Regions from separate parts of the Mus musculus genome. Here region 1 is linked to region 2. Evidence: chromatin loops called from intact Hi-C (ENCODE). Cell type or tissue: gastrocnemius. All regions are shown on one strand. Each heading gives the region's core, and the rest is flanking DNA. Links, peaks and the distances in the headings are about the cores only. Region 1 overlaps Zfp541 (zinc finger protein 541). Region 2 holds the start of Meis3 (Meis homeobox 3).

The links. Peaks named below come from ENCODE experiments on the same cell type or tissue, not always from the same donor. Only the 100,000 strongest peaks of a DNase experiment are listed, where the experiment ranks them.
Region 1: a loop joins it to region 2, with 2.5 times the contacts of the local background. A loop is called at or near these places in 1 of 42 quality-filtered maps.

Annotation. Positions count from the first base shown.
Region 1 is chr7:16,090,174-16,094,560 of GRCm38, forward strand. Zfp541 (zinc finger protein 541) reads left to right here. Exons shown (of 16, transcript NM_001099277.2): 10 at 187-329; 11 at 635-738; 12 at 2,113-2,188; 13 at 2,666-2,754. Among named protein-coding and RNA genes, the nearest start is that of Napa, 6.2 kb to the right of the region's middle. In gastrocnemius, for the core only: no CTCF peak of the experiment used is centred there; no DNase peak of the experiment used is centred there.
Region 2 is chr7:16,173,009-16,177,395 of GRCm38, forward strand. Meis3 (Meis homeobox 3) reads left to right here and starts at 2,387. Exons shown (of 13, transcript NM_008627.4): 1 at 2,387-2,559; 2 at 4,384-4,387. The coding sequence starts at 2,548. In gastrocnemius, for the core only: a CTCF peak has its summit at 2,070 (motif pointing left); DNase peaks (open chromatin) are centred at 2,150, 2,344 and 2,873; H3K4me3 peaks cover 1,649 bases; H3K27ac peaks cover 1,441 bases.

The DNA.
Region 1 (4,387 bases), core at 109-4,108, 83 kb before region 2:
CATAGAGTGTTCTGAAATGCCTGTGTCTGTCGGGTGATGAAGGTAATAAGCAGCCACCATGTCTGAGAAATGGCAGCAAACTGCTCTGAGCAGGCTGTGGCTGTGAGCAGAATGCATGGTACATCTCTACGGTCTCCTGGCTTAAGCAACTTTGCATCTCAATGTTTGTGTATGGCCTTGTTTCAGACATATCAACGTAGGAAGCAGATTTCAGGCGGAGATCCCAGAACTGCAGGAGAGGCTGCTGGCCAGAGTGGATGAGAATGTAGCTTCTCTGGTCTGGAAGCCATGGGGAGATGTGATGACCAACCCAGAGACCCAGGACAGAGGTGGCTGAGGCTTTGAGTCAGATCCCAGGGCTCCTTCTTTCTTATCCAACCCAGGAAATGTACCCTCGGCCCAGCATCTCTCCCTCGTTGCATTGCCCTCCCCCACCTCTTACTTGCCAGTGCAGGTGCCAGGCCAGGGCTTCTATGGTTCCTCTTTGTTCCCCTTATTCAGACTGCCTCCACCTTGGGAATGTAAGGGAAAGGGAATTGACCAGAAGCCCCTGTGCTATGGGGAAGGCTAACTGTCTCATGTGCCTGACTTCATTTCTTCTTCCTAATGTTCTTCGGCTTTGCTGGGACCACAGTGATGGAGCTCTGCAATGTAGCATGCTCCAGTGTGATGCCAGGAGGGGGCACCAACCTGGAGCTTGCCCTGCACTGCCTGCATGATGCCCAGGGCAGTGTTCAGGTGAGACCCTAGGCACCCTGTACACCTGAGGCTGGGCTTTCTGGGACTTGGATGGCCCAGCTGAGGGAAGGTGAAGATCTAAGTCTGCAGAGTACGGGAGTAAAGGCTGGTCAGTTACAGGATTTGTCTGTCAATTATAGATCCTCTAGGACTGCAGTTCTCAACCTGTGGGCCATGACCATTTTGGAGTTACCCAAAGACCAATTAAAAACAAAGATATTTATATTATGATTCATAACAACAGCAAAACTACAGTTACAAAATAACACTGAAAATAGTTTTATGGTTGGAGGTCACCACAACATAAGGAACTGTATTAAAAGATCACAGCATTCAGAAGGTTGAGAACCACTACTCCGGGAGAAAGGGTTCTGGGACAGTGTAGGAGGAGCAGTGTTTAAGACCTGAGACTTAGTCCTGGACCATGCTTTCTGCCAAGCTGAGGGGCAGTGTCTGACGTGTGTATACTGAGTACCACTGGAACAGTGTCTGACATGTGTATACTGAGTACCACTGGGACTCAACCATGCAGGGCTCTGCTCTTGCTATTAATACTCCATTGTCTTATCTACGGAGTCTTTAGACGTTCTGAATGGAAATCTTTGGGAGGTTTGGTTTTGTTTTTGTTTTCAGAGTGTCCCTGCCTGTCCTGGAAATTACTCTGTATCCCAGTTTGGCTTTGAACTAAGAGATCCACCTGCCTCTATCTCCCAAGTGCTGGGATTAAAGGTGTGACCACCACTAGGTGGAAATCCTCATTTTTGTTTTATATCAGATCCTAAAAAAGGTCTAGTCCTCACTGGGATTAGAGTAGCCCATACCTCACAGGGCTTGTAATTCGAGAGTCAAAAGCTTTAAAAGTATATTGCTGAGGGATGTGGTTGCTCACACCTGTGCTTCCAGCACTTGGAATAAGTTTAAGACCAGCCTGGGTTACAGTATGAAGTTCTGTCTCAAAAGTCAAAGGCCAGTGGCATAGCTCATATGTAAGGTCCAGGCTCCATCCCCGGCTGAGCTGAAAGGAAAAGGCAGCCCAGGATGAAGTGCAGAAGAGGGAATAAAACGGAGTGCCCACTGAGATGGCACTCTTCTAGGCAGCAGCCTCTGGTGGGTAGGAGAATGTGCCTCCCAAACCCACACACAGTATTCTTCATGAAAATGTCATATTGTGAAGGCAAATATGATATTCAAAGGGGTGCTTAGTGAAGTCATCATGGGCCAACAAATTTTCCACCAGCATAAGGACCAAACACCTGTAGGTCACCTTGAACAAGTTGACTATAGAGACATTTGTTTTTCAATGAAAGAAAGAAGAATGGAGACAGTCCCTGATTCCCATGCCTTGTGACTGGCCCACATCTCCTGTCCTTCCAGGTTGCCCTGGAGACTCTGTTACTCAGAGGACCCCAGAAGCCCCGGACTCACCCACTGGCTGACTATCGATACACAGGTGACAAGAGAAAGGGCTGCATGATAGCGGGGACCTGGCTGATTCCTGCCAGGGCTGATAGCAAACTTCACTTCTGCCTCTTCCCCTTGGCCTTCTTTCCAGAGCCTTTGTTTGTCTTTCTGAAGGGGTCTGTTCTTTCCAGGGGGGATTCAGCAGGCACTGCCTTGAGTTCACTAAACCCACCAGCCCTGTTCCATCATTCACTCAGAATTCTTCCAGCAAGATCAGTGTTCCTGACTAGAGCAGGGGATATGAACTTAAGCTGAGCACATCAAAGTCAGGCAGCTTGAGCCCACCTGCTTTTGTTAGGCCACTAAGGCCCCAGCCAGTTGCTCACATCTATAGCATGAGGATAGTGAGTCCCCAGCTTTGTAACACCAGGGAAGACTGAAATTAGTACATCATCAATGTTCATAATGTCAGTCAGGCTGTGGTCCCTTGAGAAAAACCTACCTTGCCCTGGCTGCTCCCCGGCAGGTTCAGACATCTGGACCCCCATGGAGAAGAGGCTCTTCAAGAAGGCATTCTGTGCCCACAAGAAGGACTTTTACCTGATACACAAGATGGTAAGATGACAGAGGGCTGGGGCAGCAAGCCCTGCCTCGAGGGCACAACTGTCCCTACCTGCCTGCAGCACATTCAGTACCTTGTAAGCGGCTTGTTACGCTTCAGTACCTTAGAAGGCTACCCTGCTGCTGCACTGCTTCTCATCAGTAAGTGCTGCTCACTCCAGCTCAGCACTTGCTGCCTTTCTCTGTCCTGATTTACTCCTGTGCATGTGCTGAAAAATACATGAACATAAAACCTAATTCTCTCTTCTGTTTTTGTTGTTGGTGTTTGTTTTTTGGTGTTGTTTGTTTGTTTGTTTGTTTGTTTGAGACAGTCTCTCTATGTAGTTCTGACTGTCCCACTATGTAGACCACGTTGGCTTCAAACTCACAAAGATCCACCTGCCTTTGCTGGAATTAAAGGGATGTGCCACTACCACCCAACTCTTTTCTGTTTTGTTTTGTTTTTTAAGACATAAAACTACACATAATCAAGGTACTGGGACAAATATTTTACATATGTATGAATCCATAGGATTGTCACCACAGGCAAGATAGCCACGTCTCTGTGATGCCCCAGTACTTCTTCCTTCCCTGACAGCCTATCGCACATGCCACTGTGCCTAACCCTCCATGTCCCTGGTCAGCCCTGGTCTGTAAGAAAGCTGTACTTTCTGGACTTTTGTATCACTAGGGCAGCCAAACAGCATTTGTTTCACACTTTATCTAGCTGCTTATACTCAGTATACTTACTTTGAGGTTCATTTGTGTTGCATTTATTAATAGTTCACCCTTTCTGCTGCTAAATAATACTGTGCTGCATGGATGTACTACAGTTGTATTTAATCACTTGTAGTTGATGGGCATTTGAGGGGGTTCCAGGCTGGGCAATTATAAAATAAAGTGGTTATGAGCATCATGTACAGAGTCTGCTCTCAGAGCTCACTACCCTTCCCAGCACTGTTTCTTTGGTCGTTTTTGGCTAGAAGGTGAATTCGTTCCTGTTGTTCTTTCTATCTTTCTCAGAAGCAGAAACCAGCTTCCATTTCCTTTTAACTTGGTGCTGTTTCCTAAGCAGAGGATGTGCTTGTTGACTTCTAGTTTGTGACAGCACATAAGCAGTTTCAGATCCATGTGGAGAAAGTGTACTCTGGAGTGAGGTGCTCACTTGGCCAATTAATTTCCTGGGAAAGTTTCCTGGGCAGCCAAAGTTTCCTCCCATCCTACCTCCCTTCTGCTGCCTCCTCTGCTTGGTGCTGGGAATGGAACCCACGTCCTCTTTCATAGTAAGCAATCTCTCTACCACTAGGTCCCACCTCCAGCTCTCCATTTCTGTTCCCTCCACCACCATCCAGAGGCTCTTTCTTTCTTGATATAAGGCATCAGTGTGTAGCCCAGGCTGGCCTCAGGCTCTCAGTCCTCCTGCCTCAACCTCCTGAGATCTAGGATTATGGCCCCATGTCACTCACTACACTGGGATCTAGAAGTCATTGGTTTGTTGTTTATTTAATTGATTGGTGCTTTGTTTTGTTTTTCAAGACAGGGTTTCTCTGTGCAGCCTTAGCTGTCCTGGAACTTTTTTTATATACCAGACAGGCCTTGAACTCATATAGATTCACTGCCCTTTGCCTCCTAAAGTGTTGGGATTAAA
Region 2 (4,387 bases), core at 87-4,086:
GCCCCCTCTGGCTGCCACAGCCCCTCCTGTCCCAGAGAAAGGGTCCCAGCATCATGTTAGGGAAATAACCATATCAAGTTGGCTAGAGCTCAGGGGAGAACAGGCCAGAGATTGTGCACATACACAGAGTGTGTGTGTGTGTGTGTGTGTGTGTGTGTGTGTGTGTGTGTGTGTGTGTGTGTACATGTGCAGGCACACATGTGCAAATATATGCAGATGTGTTAGACTGGGGCGTGTGAGCTCTGCCAGCCTCCTTCCCGAAGTCACCGCCTCTCCTATCAATTTCTCACCCAGACACTCTCCATCTTCCCCCCACTAGTCCCTTTCATTAATTAAAAAGATTTATGCCCACGAGCCCTAGCCCCTGCTTCTTGCTGGGAACTGTTAGATTGTTCTTGTTCAGAGTAACAGCAGCCAGCTCTCTGTGGGCACACACATCCTCTTATTTCTGTCACCACCACGCCCTCATGCCCTTCTCTGTCCACCCCTTTCCCTCCTTCCACCTTAGACTGAGTGAGGTGGCTCCCTGGCTCAGGCTCAGCTTCTGAATCGGGCACAGCAATGAATCCTAGCACTCGGGAGGCAGGAAGATCATGCATCAAGGTCACCCTTTACTGCATAGAGAGTTTGTTACCCTGGGTCACATGAGACCCTGCCATCCCCCTACCCAAAAATCCAGTCCCATGAGGACAAAGGTGACTGCCCCAAGACACAAATCAATGCTGTGACCCTAGACTGCTGTGTTCCCCTCCACAAATCTCCAATGAGGGTAGTCAGGGAGGGAAGAGCTGGCAGGGTCTTTACACATTTAATTGAAAGTTACTTCGATTAATCTTCTACCTCACAGTACCTATGTTGGGGTACATGTGTGTAGCTAACCCCACTCCCCGCCAGCCTCAAAGGGCCAAAGTGGGGAAACCTGAAGGGGGACCCCACTCAGTGTGATAAGCCCACAGTCAGGCAAGGCCCCCTGAAATCTAGAGCCCTGGTTTGTTGCAGAGAGTGAAAGGCATGTTAGAGAAAGGTCTGGACTCCATCAGGATCTGTGGGTGTCCCAGGTGACAGAACAGGGTGAGGAGAAAGAGGGGCACACTCAGGACAATAAGAGGAGCTGAGAAGAAGCAGGGTCCTCCCTCCTCCATAGCCTCTCAGGCCCTCCCCACCTGTCACCCCTGCCCTGGCTTTTGTTTTATTTCCAGCAGAGAAGATGAAGGAGTGCGAGGCCTGTTTATGGGAGTCATAAAATGTACCTCCAGCTAGCCCAGCGGGGCTCACACCACCAACAGTGAGAGAGTCAGTGAGCAGGCTCTCAGCTGCCTCCACTCTCTGCGCTCTCTCTCTCTCTCTCTCTCTCTCTCTCTCTCTCTCTCTCTCTCTCTCTCTCTCTCTCTCTCTCTGATTCTGTTCCCTTCTCTGTCCCTTTCTCAGGTTCCCTTTCTTTCCTTCCTTCCTCTTCCTCCCCCAACCCACATCCTCCTCTTTTCCTCTGGTTTTTGGAGACAGAATCTTACCGTATAAGCAGGCTTGCATCCAACTCATGCTCCTCCTGCCTCAGTCTCCCTGAGTACCACACACACCCGGCACAATTACTTTTTGCCACTGGAATTTCACTCCAAAGCTTGTCTTGGGGTTTGACTGACAGCTTTTGTCTGCACCGCCTCAGTGGCTAGACCCACGATTTACACCCCACCCCACCCCCACCCTCCCACCCCCGCAAGGCTCGGAGGTCCCAGGCTGCTCCCCTAGGGGCAGCTGAGAGGGCTTCATCCAGGCTAAGGGCCTTCCTGAACACAGGGCTCAGAAGGACAGAGGCACACACATCCCTGAGGGAAGCACAGCAGCTCAATACTTTGCCACTTCTAGACACACACTGGAGCCTCGGGCCGACAGCCCCCTTGTCCCCCCAGGGGAGACAAGGGACAGAAACGGAGCAAGAAGACAAACGAAAATATAAGCTTGGTTCTTTCCTGTGCCTGGTTTGCTTTAATCCCGTCTCATGGTTAGACAGGAGAGACAGAGACAGAAGAGTGACCAGAGAGGAGGGGCAAAAAGCTACTGCAGACCCCTGGCGGCCAGGCAGGGAGAGAGCAAGAAGCAGTGAGGACCAAGAGGGAGGGTGGGGACCGCGGGAAGCTCCAGACACAAGACCCCGCGAATCTGACATACAAAGGCCAAGGTGGGTGGAGGCAGACCTGGAGTCCAGGAAGAGGAGAGGAGGAGGGAGGGGACAGCACGGAGGGAAGAAGGGGAGGCAGAGAAGGAGAGGGAGGAGGGGACTCAGAGGAGAGGGGAGGGACAAGACAGGAGAGGGGCCGCTCGGGAGGAGGCCCCGCTCCGGCAGACAGCGGGTTAAGCGTCTCCGCGTGAACTTCCGGATGTGACACAGGCCGGGCCCGTGTGAGCGGAGGAGCCGCCGCCACCCTCGGCCGCGATCCGCGGGTCTTGGCCACTCGGAGACCCTGGCACCCGGCGGGGACCTCGGGGACCTCCTGCCGCGATGAGCTCCAGGCCGTGACCTCCCGAGCCCAGGACAGGCGGCGCCGGCTCATGGCCCGGAGGGTAGGTGACTGTGCCGTCCCGCCCTGAGCCTCTTTCTGCCTCTAAATGTCCCTTTTTGCCCCTTAGAGTTCCTTCTGCCCCTCCCTCTATTCCTCTCTGTCACTCTCTCCCCCTCACCCCCCCTCCCCTACTCCCTCTATCTCTTGGGTCTTCCCCATCTCTACCCTCTTCCTGTCTGCTTTTCCCCAGGCTTCTGTTGTCTGAGACCCACCCTGGGGTTAGGGGTGGGACATCTCACCAAGCTGCCAGACAAGGGAGAGCAGGGGAGAGATGCGAGCCCTGAGTGTAGGGAGGTTTGGAGACGAACCTGGCAGGAGGTAAAGACCCCATCGTCTGGGTTCACGGTGGGCAGCTGGGAGCAGGTGAATTCACTTCAGGATGCTTAGAGAAGTTAGCCTGCGGAAGCAAAAGAGGAGTGACAGCCACCCAGATGGCCCAGTGCGCCCAGGTCGGCTGGAGAACACAGGACCCTCTGCCTCATACCAGTGAGCCCTTTGCCTCTTGGCGCCCCAGTCTCCCCACTGCTAAGAACCGTCTTCTACCTGGAGATCAAAGGTCCTGCTGCCCCATTGTGATTCCGTAACAGGAGGACCCAGAAATCTGGCTCCTATACTCTTGTTTCTGGTTGGGACTGTTTGCATGGTAGAATAGGGTTACCCTCCCCCAAATGTATTTATTGACTGTTGTCTGATTGTGCTAAATGTCTTTCATTTCCTCATTCATTCAATTCCAACTTGGTGCTAGGTGCGCTCTGACTGACTGACTGACTGTCTGTCTGTCTCTGTCTCTGTCTCTCTGTGTAAGTATATGTGAATGTTTCTCTCTCTCTCTCTCTCTCTCTCTCTCTCTCTCTCTCTCTCTCTCTCTCTCTCTGTGTGTGTGTGCGTGTGTGTGTGTGTAGTTGTCTCTTGCAATTCGGGGTGTAGTGCTCTAAGCCTGCATGCTCTGGAGAACCTACCCTATAGCATACATGTGCATATGTATCACATGCATGTGCATGTCGGCTGTGTGCCCAACTCTGTGTGGATATGGGTATGGTGAATTTACATGTTGGATGTGATAAATTGTTAAGACATTCAGAGGTGTGTAGTGTAATAGCACTCCAGAGGTCAAAGCAGGAGAATTGCTCTGAGTTCCAGGCCAGCATGGGCTGCAAAGTAAGATTCTATCTCAAAACCAAACAAAGCTGGTAGAGCCCTGCCTAGAATCCCCCAGTGAGGGGGCTGGGGGCGTGGCTCAGTGGTAGAGCCCCTGCCTAGAATCCCCCAGTGAGGGGCTGGGGGCGTGGCTCGGGGGTAGAGCCCCTGCCTAGAATCCCCCAGTGAGGGGCTGGGGACGTGGCTCAGTGGTAGAGCCCCTGCCTTGAATCCCCCAGTGAGGGGCTGGGGGCGTGGCTCAGTGGTAGAGCCCCTGGCTAGGATGCACCAGGCCCTGGAACCCAATACTACAAAAATAAAACATACACTTGTAAAATAAATAGGAAGAAGCTGTGCATATGCAGGTGAATTTTTTGGATTTTTCCAGGTTGTACCTCCTGTCAGACCCTGTGCTTTCCTCGCTGTTCTCCCTCCCTGGCTGGTTCCCCCAACATCTCTGTCTCTATGCTTCTTTGCCATTATCTCTCCCTCAGTTCCTAGCCATCCAACTCCTTCCTAGATGTCCCTTTGGGGTCCTGAACAGGACTCTCATGCCTGCTTGGACTGCTCTGTGTGATTCTGCGAAGGCTGGGATCCTTGAATACTGAAGTACACATTGTGTGACCTTGGGTAAGGAGACTGAGCCCTGGGGAACTAACCTCCCCGGGCCTTGTCCCTTCTCTTGTAGTATG